2 separate regions of the Homo sapiens genome follow, and region 2 is linked to region 1. Evidence: read pairs that join two places in POLR2A ChIA-PET (ENCODE). Cell type or tissue: PC-9. All regions are shown on one strand. Each heading gives the region's core, and the rest is flanking DNA. Links, peaks and the distances in the headings are about the cores only. Region 1 overlaps LRP4 (LDL receptor related protein 4). Region 2 overlaps CSTPP1 (centriolar satellite-associated tubulin polyglutamylase complex regulator 1).

Region 1 (4,391 bases), core at 192-4,191:
GGCAGCAACATGGAGACAGTGATCGGGCGAGGGCTGAAGACCACTGACGGGCTGGCAGTGGACTGGGTGGCCAGGAACCTGTACTGGACAGACACAGGTCGAAATACCATTGAGGCGTCCAGGCTGGATGGTTCCTGCCGCAAAGTACTGATCAACAATAGCCTGGATGAGCCCCGGGCCATTGCTGTTTTCCCCAGGAAGGGGTAAGTTTATGGCCAGCAGAAGAGAGATCCAGGGAAGAAGGGCTGGGTGGAAAGATGGTGTTAGTGGGTCCTCTGTGTTCTCTCAACCTCTGGGTGCTGTCTTCCCATGCCTTGATGATGATGGCACTGTTGTGTCTCAGGTACCTCTTCTGGACAGACTGGGGCCACATTGCCAAGATCGAACGGGCAAACTTGGATGGTTCTGAGCGGAAGGTCCTCATCAACACAGACCTGGGTTGGCCCAATGGCCTTACCCTGGACTATGATACCCGCAGGTGGGAGTCTTGCATCAAACAGCCTCCTGGAAATCGGGTGGGCAGAAGAGAGAATGGTTGAGATTAACCTTGGAAAAATGAAAAGATAGAAAGCTTCTTGGTATGTGGGGAAGAGGAATCATTGAGAAGGATAAGGGAATATATTCTTAGAGCAGCGATTGCTAAATCCAGCCCTCAACCCTTATGTGGGTTTTGTTTGGCTGGTTTACATGTTCCTAATTTGAGTGCCTTTGGCAGAGCATGTCTTCTGGCTGGACCACAGGTCTCACACCCCTACTCATTTAAGGGCTGATTCTTATATTTGTTATAATATAACAAATCCTGATCCCTTCAGGCTCTGGAACTTTGTTGTTGTTGAGACAGCATCTTGCTCTGTTGCCCAGGCTGGAGTGCAGTGGCGCAGTCACAGCTCTCTGCAGCCTGAACCTCCCTGGCTCAAGCCATCTTCTTACCTCAGCCTCTCAAGTAGCAGGGACTATAGGCACATGCCACCATGCCCAGCTAATTTCTAAATTTTTTGTAGAGACAGCATCTCGCTATGTTGCCCAGGCTGGTCTCGAACTCCTGGACTCAAGCAATCCTACTGCCTTGGCTTCCCAAAGTGCTGGGATTTCAGGCATGAGCCACCACGCCCGACCCAGGCTCCGGAATGTACAACTCCTTGTCTAGATAAGAAATGCTAAGGGCAGGGGGAAGGGGCTCTAAAGCAGTCTGTGCCCCCTTCTGATCCAAAAGAAGGGGAAGGGAATCCAAGACTTCTGGAAAGGTGGTAGAATGCCTTCTTCTTTTAACCTCAGCAAGGTCCATGTAGACTGGGCTCACTTCCTTTTTTGTTGTTGTTGTTGAGACAGAGTCTAACTCTTTTGCCCAGGCTGGAGTGCAGTCGCACGATCTCGGCTCACTGCAACCTCCGCCTCCTGGGTTTAAGCCATTCTCGTGCCGCAGCCTCCCAAGTAGCTAGGATTACAGGCACGTGTCACCACGCCTGGCTAATTTTTGTATTTTAGCAGAGACGGGGTTTCACCATGTTGGCCAGGCTGATCTCGAACTCCTGACCTCAAGTGATCCCCCGCCTCGGCCTCCCAAAGTGCTGGGATTACAAGCGTGAGCCACCATGCCCGGCCGAGTGAGCTCTCTTCTTAAAGACCATTTGTAAGAAATTGGGCTTTGATTATTGGGTAGGAGTCAAAGGGCAATCAAATTCCTGAAGATGAGGCTGGGTGGTGGTTCCTCTGAGGTCACTAGACTTTCTATGCCTCCCCAGAGCAGCCCTGACCTCCCCACTCATGAACCACCAGCTCCCTTCTTCAGCTTTGGGACTCACAATGACCCCTCATCGAGGGTGCTTCTTGAGTTCTCATAGCATCTGCCAGTCAGCTCAGGAGGGGACAAACAGGTTCATAGGGGGAAGAGCTGGGCTCCCTGGCAAGCGTTTGGAGCAGCCACTCTTTTCATTTTCTTCGCAGGATCTACTGGGTGGATGCGCATCTGGACCGGATCGAGAGTGCTGACCTCAATGGGAAACTGCGGCAGGTCTTGGTCAGCCATGTGTCCCACCCCTTTGCCCTCACACAGGTACTGGCTCAGGAGAGAGGTAACTAAACCTCCTTGACTGGGATGTTTCTTTGGGGTTCTAAGTCAGCAGTCTCAGCTATAGCTGCTACTGAACAGACGTGCTATTGCAGCTCATTTTAGGGATTTTTCCTGTGCCCTGAAGCCTTGGTAGGTTGGTAGGGCCACCGAGTGCCTTGCTACTCTTATCCTGCCATTCCCATGTTCTAGCATTCAAAGGAGTGGCTCTCAAAGAGTGGTATACAGAATCCGATATGGTGCTTGTTAAAATGCAGGTTCCTAGGCCCTGACTATAGAGATTATAGAGAAGCTGCTTCATGAGGGCTGGGCACAGTAAAATACATTTTGACAAGTTCCCCAGTTAATCCTAATGCTGCGGTCCCAGCATCTGGGCATAGGGAGCTCACTTAGTGGCAACAGGGTGGAGTGGCTAAAAGCCAGAGTTTTGAGGCATCTAGCCAGTTTGTAAGTATTTAATGAGTACCATCAATTTGCCAGGTACCTGGATTCAAGTTCTATCTGTATTATTAAATAACTGTGTAACTTTGAACTAGAGTGACTGAACCTCTCTCAGCTTCAGTTATCTATAAAATAAATCAGCCTAATAATAGTATCCTCCTGAAATAGACACAAAGCATTAGCATAGTACCTGGCACACAGTAAGCACCACATACATGTTATCGCTACCCATTTTAATTATTATTAGCTGTCACTTTTGAGTTCTAACACAAAAAATAATTTGGGCCAGGAAAAGAAGATCTACCAAGCCTGAGGCCAACAGGAATTCTCGATCATTTAAAAATCTTGGCCAGGTGTAGTGGCTTATGCCTGTAATCACAGCACTCTGGCTGAGGCCAGAGTATCACTTGAGCCCAAGAGTTTGAGACCAGACTGGGCAACATGGCGAGACCCTATCTCTATAAAATTTTTTGTTAAATTAGCCAGGTGTGCTGGTACACACCTGTAGTCTCAGCTACTCAGGAGGCTGAGGCAGGAGGATCGCTTGAGCCCAGGAGGTCGAGCTGCAGTGAGCTACATTTGTACCACTGTGCTCCAACTTGGGCAACAGAGCAAGATGCTATCTCAGAGAGGAGAGTCAGAGAAAGAGAGACAGAAAGGAAAGAAGAAAGGAAAGAAAAGAAAGAGAAATAAATTTGACCCTTTTTTGCCAAATATTGTCAACTCTGTCTGTATTCTATATTATGTCCCACTAGCCAAAAAGCATTTTTTTTGTTTGTTTTGTTGTTGTTGTTGTTTTTAAGATGGAGTCTTGCTGTGTCGCCCAGGCTGGAGTGCGGTGGTGTGATCTCAGCTCACTGCAACCTCCGCTTCCTAGATTCAAGCAATTCTCCTGCCTCAGCCTCCCGAGTAGGTGGGATTACAGGCATGTGCCACCACACCTGGTGAATTTTTTTTTTTTTTGAGATGGAGTCTCGCTCTGTCACCCAGGCTGGAGTGCAGTGGTGCGATCTTGGCTCACTACAACCCCCACCTCCTGGGTTCAAGTGACTCTCCTGCCTCAGCCTCCTGAGTAGCTGGGATTACAGGTGCGTGCCACCATACCCAGCTAATTTTTGTATTTTTAGTAGAGACAGGGTTTCACCATGTTGGTCAGGCTGGTTTCGAACTCCTGACCTCATGATCGCCCACCTTGGCCTCCCAAAGTGCTGGGATTACAGGCATGAGCCACCGCACCTGGCCTAGCCAAAAAGATTTTATCTGGTTTTACTTAATGATAGTCTTTTTTTTTCATATTCTAAATGTAAAACTACAGGGTACTACTGCATATAGGTTTTTCAGTCTACAGGTTTCCCCACAGTTTCTGATATATACCCTTGGATGAGGATGAGAACACCTTCATTGCCCCTCCCTCCCCTTGATTGAGAATTTCACCATCATTGCTTTAGAAGAAAGCTGCCTACAGAAGTAAAGAGAGGATTTGGGGCAGTGCTCTGAGCAAAGGGCCCAGAGGAACAGGAACCTATAAGAACCTTCAAATTTCCTCCTATTTGCTAGAGAGGGAGTCATTCAATCAACTAAATGGGGACTGAGTGTTAGGTGCTAGAATTCAGAGATGAATAGAACACATTCTTGTCCTTGAAGAACTAAACTGGTAGGATGGACAGACCAGTAAACAAATTGCTTGAGTGTAAAAATGTACTTGGGCAAGTGACTATAAGGTGCAGAACTGTATAGAGGAGAGAATGGTGAAGTCTATATGGATTTGGGGAGATTTCCTTGACAATGTCATGTCTGTTGATGCACAGAAATGAGGAAGAGATGAAGAGGGCATTTCAGCAGAGGCAGTGGCACATGGTGAGGCACAGAAGCTGTACAGGAA
Region 2 (4,391 bases), core at 124-4,123, 77 kb before region 1:
AAAAAGGAAAAAAGAAAACAGTTTCTACTTAAGACAGTATTTAGGCAGCTGTACTACTTAAAAGTTGAAATATTATCTCTGTATTAAAAAATATATATATGAGACATGATCCCTGCCTAAGGGATTAGAATTTAAAAGAAAGTCTTTAGGCCGGGCGCGGTGGCTCATGCCTGTAATCCCAGCACTTTGGGAGGCCGAGGCAGGCGGATCACAAGGTCAGGAGATCGAGACCATCCTGGCTAACACGGTGAAACTCCGTCTCTACTAAAAATACAAAAAATTAGCTGGGCGAGGTGGCGGGCGCCTGTAGTCCTAGCTACTCGGGAGGCTGAGGCAGGAGAATGGCGTGAACCTGGGAGGCGGAGCTTGCAGTGAGCCAAGATCACGCCACTGCACTCCAGCCTGGGCGACAGAGCGAGACTCCATCTCAAAAAAAAAAAAAAAGAAAAGAAAAAGTCTTTCCCCTTTTTGTGTCACCTAACAGCAAATGAAATCTGGGAAATGAAGTTACCCAAATACTACTAACTGTAATTGAAAACAAAAGATTAAATTCTGAACAGCCAAAGCTGTTTTTAATCACTTGGCTAAGTTTGAGAACTTTCCAGTTGGAGAGCCTGATGTCTGGTCCTTCAATAATAGTTATTTTCAGGCCGGGCACGGTGGCTCATGCTTGTAATCCCAGCATTTGGGGAGGCCGAGGCGGGAGGATCACTTGAGATCAGGAGTTTGAGACCAGCCTGGCCAACATGGCGAAACCCCCATCTCTACTAAAAATACAAAAATTAGCCAGGCATGGTGGCATGCACCTATAATTCCAGCTACTCGGGAGGCTGAGGCATGAGAATTGATTGCATGAACCCAGGAGGCAGAGGTTGCAGTGAGCTGAGATTGTGCCATTGCACTCCAGCCTGGGTGATGGAGCGAAACTCTGTCTCAAAAAAAAAAAAAAAAGTTATTTTCTCTTACCATCCTAGGAAAGATAAGAAAAAATTTATAATGTGAGACAAATTCAACCACTTCTTTTCCTTCTAAGTTTGTTTCTCATTTAGAAATATGATATCAAAAATAAATATTTATTGGAAGAACAAAGGTCAAAACAGTCCCTATGTTCAGGCATGGTAACAAAGATTAGCAAGACTCCAAAGGCTATTTGTAAATATACCCTTGAAAAGAAAAAAGGCAAGGCTGTTCTCCCTGAAGATTTAGCCTATCTTTTGCCTGTACATTCACTATTCTTTATCGTGCCAACCCTTGAAGAGAAGGCAAAGACTGCATATGTGAGACTTTAGAAGACAATCATGTTTCTAAACAGCAGGTCTGGTAGTTCATAGACTATCAAGAAAGACAATCAATTTTAGGTTTCATTAAATAGTTTACTCTTAAGATACTAGACGTATATTAATTAATTCAGCCTCTCAACCCTCTGTGAGGTAGCTTTTATCAACTCCATTTGTTGGGGAAATTTGATCAAGGAGAATAATAACAGTGTTTTCTATTTACAAAATACCTTCCCTATAAGGAACTCCACAAGTTTATCTTCTCAATCATCTTTCATTCCTGTGAGGTAGGTGGCAATATTACCTTTCCCACTTTTATAGGTGAAATGCTGTGGCTCAAGGAGCTTAATGACTTACTCACATGGTAGCCTGTATTTTATCCACTAACTAGAATGTACTCTTGAGATTAACACTAGACCATGGACTCAAGGCTTAACTGCACATAACTGACGTGTGGAGCTTCTAGTTTTCTCTATAGCCATCTTTCAATGCATCGCATTCCAAAAAGGACTGGAGTCATGCTTGCTGTTTAAGCTCATGTGTTCACTGTTTATGAAGTTTATTGTTATCATTTCTCTAAATTGGACTACTTAAGTTTCGTCTAGGTGCCCAAGGGCTAAATTATTTTTTGTTTACTGTCTGTGCACCAGCATTGTAAATGATGTCATGAGGAGTGTATAAAACTCTTAGACAAAGCAGCAGGGCCAATAAAAGCAGCTCACTTGGGGAAGAGTACATTTCTTCTTTCCTTTTTTTTTATGTAGCCATCACACAAAAAGATGACTCATTAAGTCCAAAAGAGGTGACTATGCCATGTAAGCACTTCTTACGCAGCCTTCCACAAAGAGACCTGAGTGGCAGCATAAGGCATCCTCTTCTGTGCAATTTCCTCCAGGCAGAATGTGCATTTGTGTGGCTATATACACAATTATAATCTCCTCTGAAAGGCAATTCCTTCCATATGACAGGCTGAACAGTGTCCTGAGTGCTAGCCTCATGTTGCCCAAGCAGTTAACATGCTGATATACCAGACACATTTAATCTCTCCTTTCTGAAAAACTAAGATGGGACAGAAGAGGCAAAGTTGGAAAGAACTCCACACAGAGAGAAAGGAGGCCAGCCCAAGCGCCCAAACTCACTTTCTCATGGGCTGAACTTCTTTGTGTGTTGCCTACTTACGTGTCAATTTGCAGGACTTTGGGGCATGAGAACCATGGAGCCGACCGGTTCTGGCAGCCTCTCCATTTGACAAGCAAAGCCGAAGACGTGTGGCCTTTCATATATCTTACATTCAAAAGTGTTATTGTTTCAAGCATGCCTATTTTAAAATACAGAATTTTCCCATTTAGAACAGGTCTTTGTAAGTTGGCCACAGGAGGAGTTCTGCCACATTAATTTAAAGGGAAAAAAAAAAAGTGGCAATGGGCCCTAATGCAGCTCTATCCCCGCCAGATGCCTCTGTTTACTTTGGGCCAATGGGACTGTCCCAGGTGAGAGAAGTCTGAATTTAAAAAACACCTGATCTGAAGTCCTGGGGCACAAGCAGATTTCTGTCTGAGATTACAGAAACTGAAGCTTGTGTTTTATCACAATTACCTGTAATCTCGGGGCTAGATAATAGTATTAACGAGACCTTGAGTTACACAATAGGACAGCTGGAAAAAAGGCTCTTACTTTCTCCAAAGAATAGTGCTTTAAAAGCTAATTGAATGAAGAAAAAGAACAGGCTCTGAAAGTGCTGTCTCAAACAATATTTACTTTTAGTAGGTTCCTGCTAATCAAACAAAACTTAGTCAAAAGCTTTCCATGAAAAAAATACATTTGATGATTTCAGCAGTAATTGCTTTGTTTAAAGAAAGGTGCTTAAGAAAAAACATAGCTAGTGGGATCAGTAATTTGTAAGTTCAGTTGTGTTTGGGAAAATCCCTCCTCTCTTTGATAAATCATTAAAATTCTGCTCAGATAAATGTGTTTTGACTTGAAATTCCAATCATAGAATGAGCTATTTCCTAAGGCCCCTAGGGAAGTAGTGTAAGGGTGATCCCAACACAGAAAGAGGACCCAGAGATTAGTTTACAAGGGTAATTCCAGTCTTAATCAAAGCATATCACTCTGTCCAACTAAAGGACAGGATCTCATTGAGATGCTCCAAAATTGTAGAAAATCTCCTTCCTTTTTAAAATATTGGTTTTACAAAATGGATTAAATTTTAATGTTATGTAACCCAAACACAGAAACTATGGTATCAACCAAGAAATTAACTTTAGGTATAAATCAGAGTTAAAACCGAAAAGATCCAGAGCAGATTTAATCATCCTTTTTCATTCATGGAAGGGGGGAAAAACATAGTTTCTCTCACATGTTAGGAATTCAGTAACTATTTGTTGAACTGGATTCCTTTCTCCCATTTATTTTAAAATTTATTCTGTTACTTAAAGTAGACCATTCATTCAACAACTGAGCACTTCATTTGGGCCAAGCATTGTGCTAGATTTTAGAGAGAAAAGGCCTGCCCTCATGGCTCACATTCTAATAAGAAACAGACAATAACCAAGTATACAAGTAGGTACACAAGATAACTCTGATAAGTGCTATGAAGGACATAAATAGGATGATGAACCAGAAATAGGATAATGGATCATGTCTCTTCTGCTCTACTATTATTTTTATTTATTTACTTATTTTTGAGATGGAGTCTCGCTCTGTCGCCCAGGCTGGAGTGCCGTGGTGCAATCTCGGCTCACTGCAAGCTCCGCCTCCCGGGTTCACACCATTCTCCTGCCTCAGCCTCGCGAGTAGCTGGGACTACAGGCGCCTGCCACCACGCCCGGCTAATTTTTTGTATTTTTAGTAGAGACAGGGTTTCACCGTGTTAGCCAGGATGGTCTCGATCTCCTGACCTCGTGATCCACCCGCCTTGGCCTCCCAAAGTGCTGGGATTACAGGCGTTGAGCCACTGCTCCCGGCCTGCTCTACTATTATTTTTAAAACTTCAATTTATCTACTCGGCCTCCTAGAATTATTCATTTAGCACATATTGCATTTGTGCAAATAAAAGTGATCCCCAACTTCTGAATAGCATTTGGAATAAAGATTTTAACATTACTTGAATAT

What was found. ChIA-PET counts read pairs that join two places held together with the same protein. Peaks named below come from ENCODE experiments on the same cell type or tissue, not always from the same donor. Only the 100,000 strongest peaks of a DNase experiment are listed, where the experiment ranks them.
Region 2: POLR2A ChIA-PET joins it to region 1 with 5 read pairs; 4 of 35 experiments call an interaction of 5 or more read pairs at or near these places.

Annotation. Positions count from the first base shown.
Region 1 is chr11:46,869,187-46,873,577 of GRCh38, reverse strand. It overlaps LRP4 (LDL receptor related protein 4), which reads left to right. Exons shown (of 38, transcript NM_002334.4): 29 at 1-203; 30 at 344-478; 31 at 1,945-2,053. LRP4-AS1 (LRP4 antisense RNA 1) reads right to left here. Exons shown (of 3, transcript NR_038909.1): 3 at 1-504. Among named protein-coding and RNA genes, the nearest start is that of LRP4-AS1, 25 kb to the right of the region's middle. In PC-9, for the core only: no CTCF peak of the experiment used is centred there; no DNase peak of the experiment used is centred there.
Region 2 is chr11:46,946,230-46,950,620 of GRCh38, reverse strand. The region is part of intron 1 of CSTPP1 (centriolar satellite-associated tubulin polyglutamylase complex regulator 1); the gene reads right to left. Among named protein-coding and RNA genes, the nearest start is that of CSTPP1, 12 kb to the right of the region's middle. In PC-9, for the core only: no CTCF peak of the experiment used is centred there; a DNase peak (open chromatin) is centred at 2,080.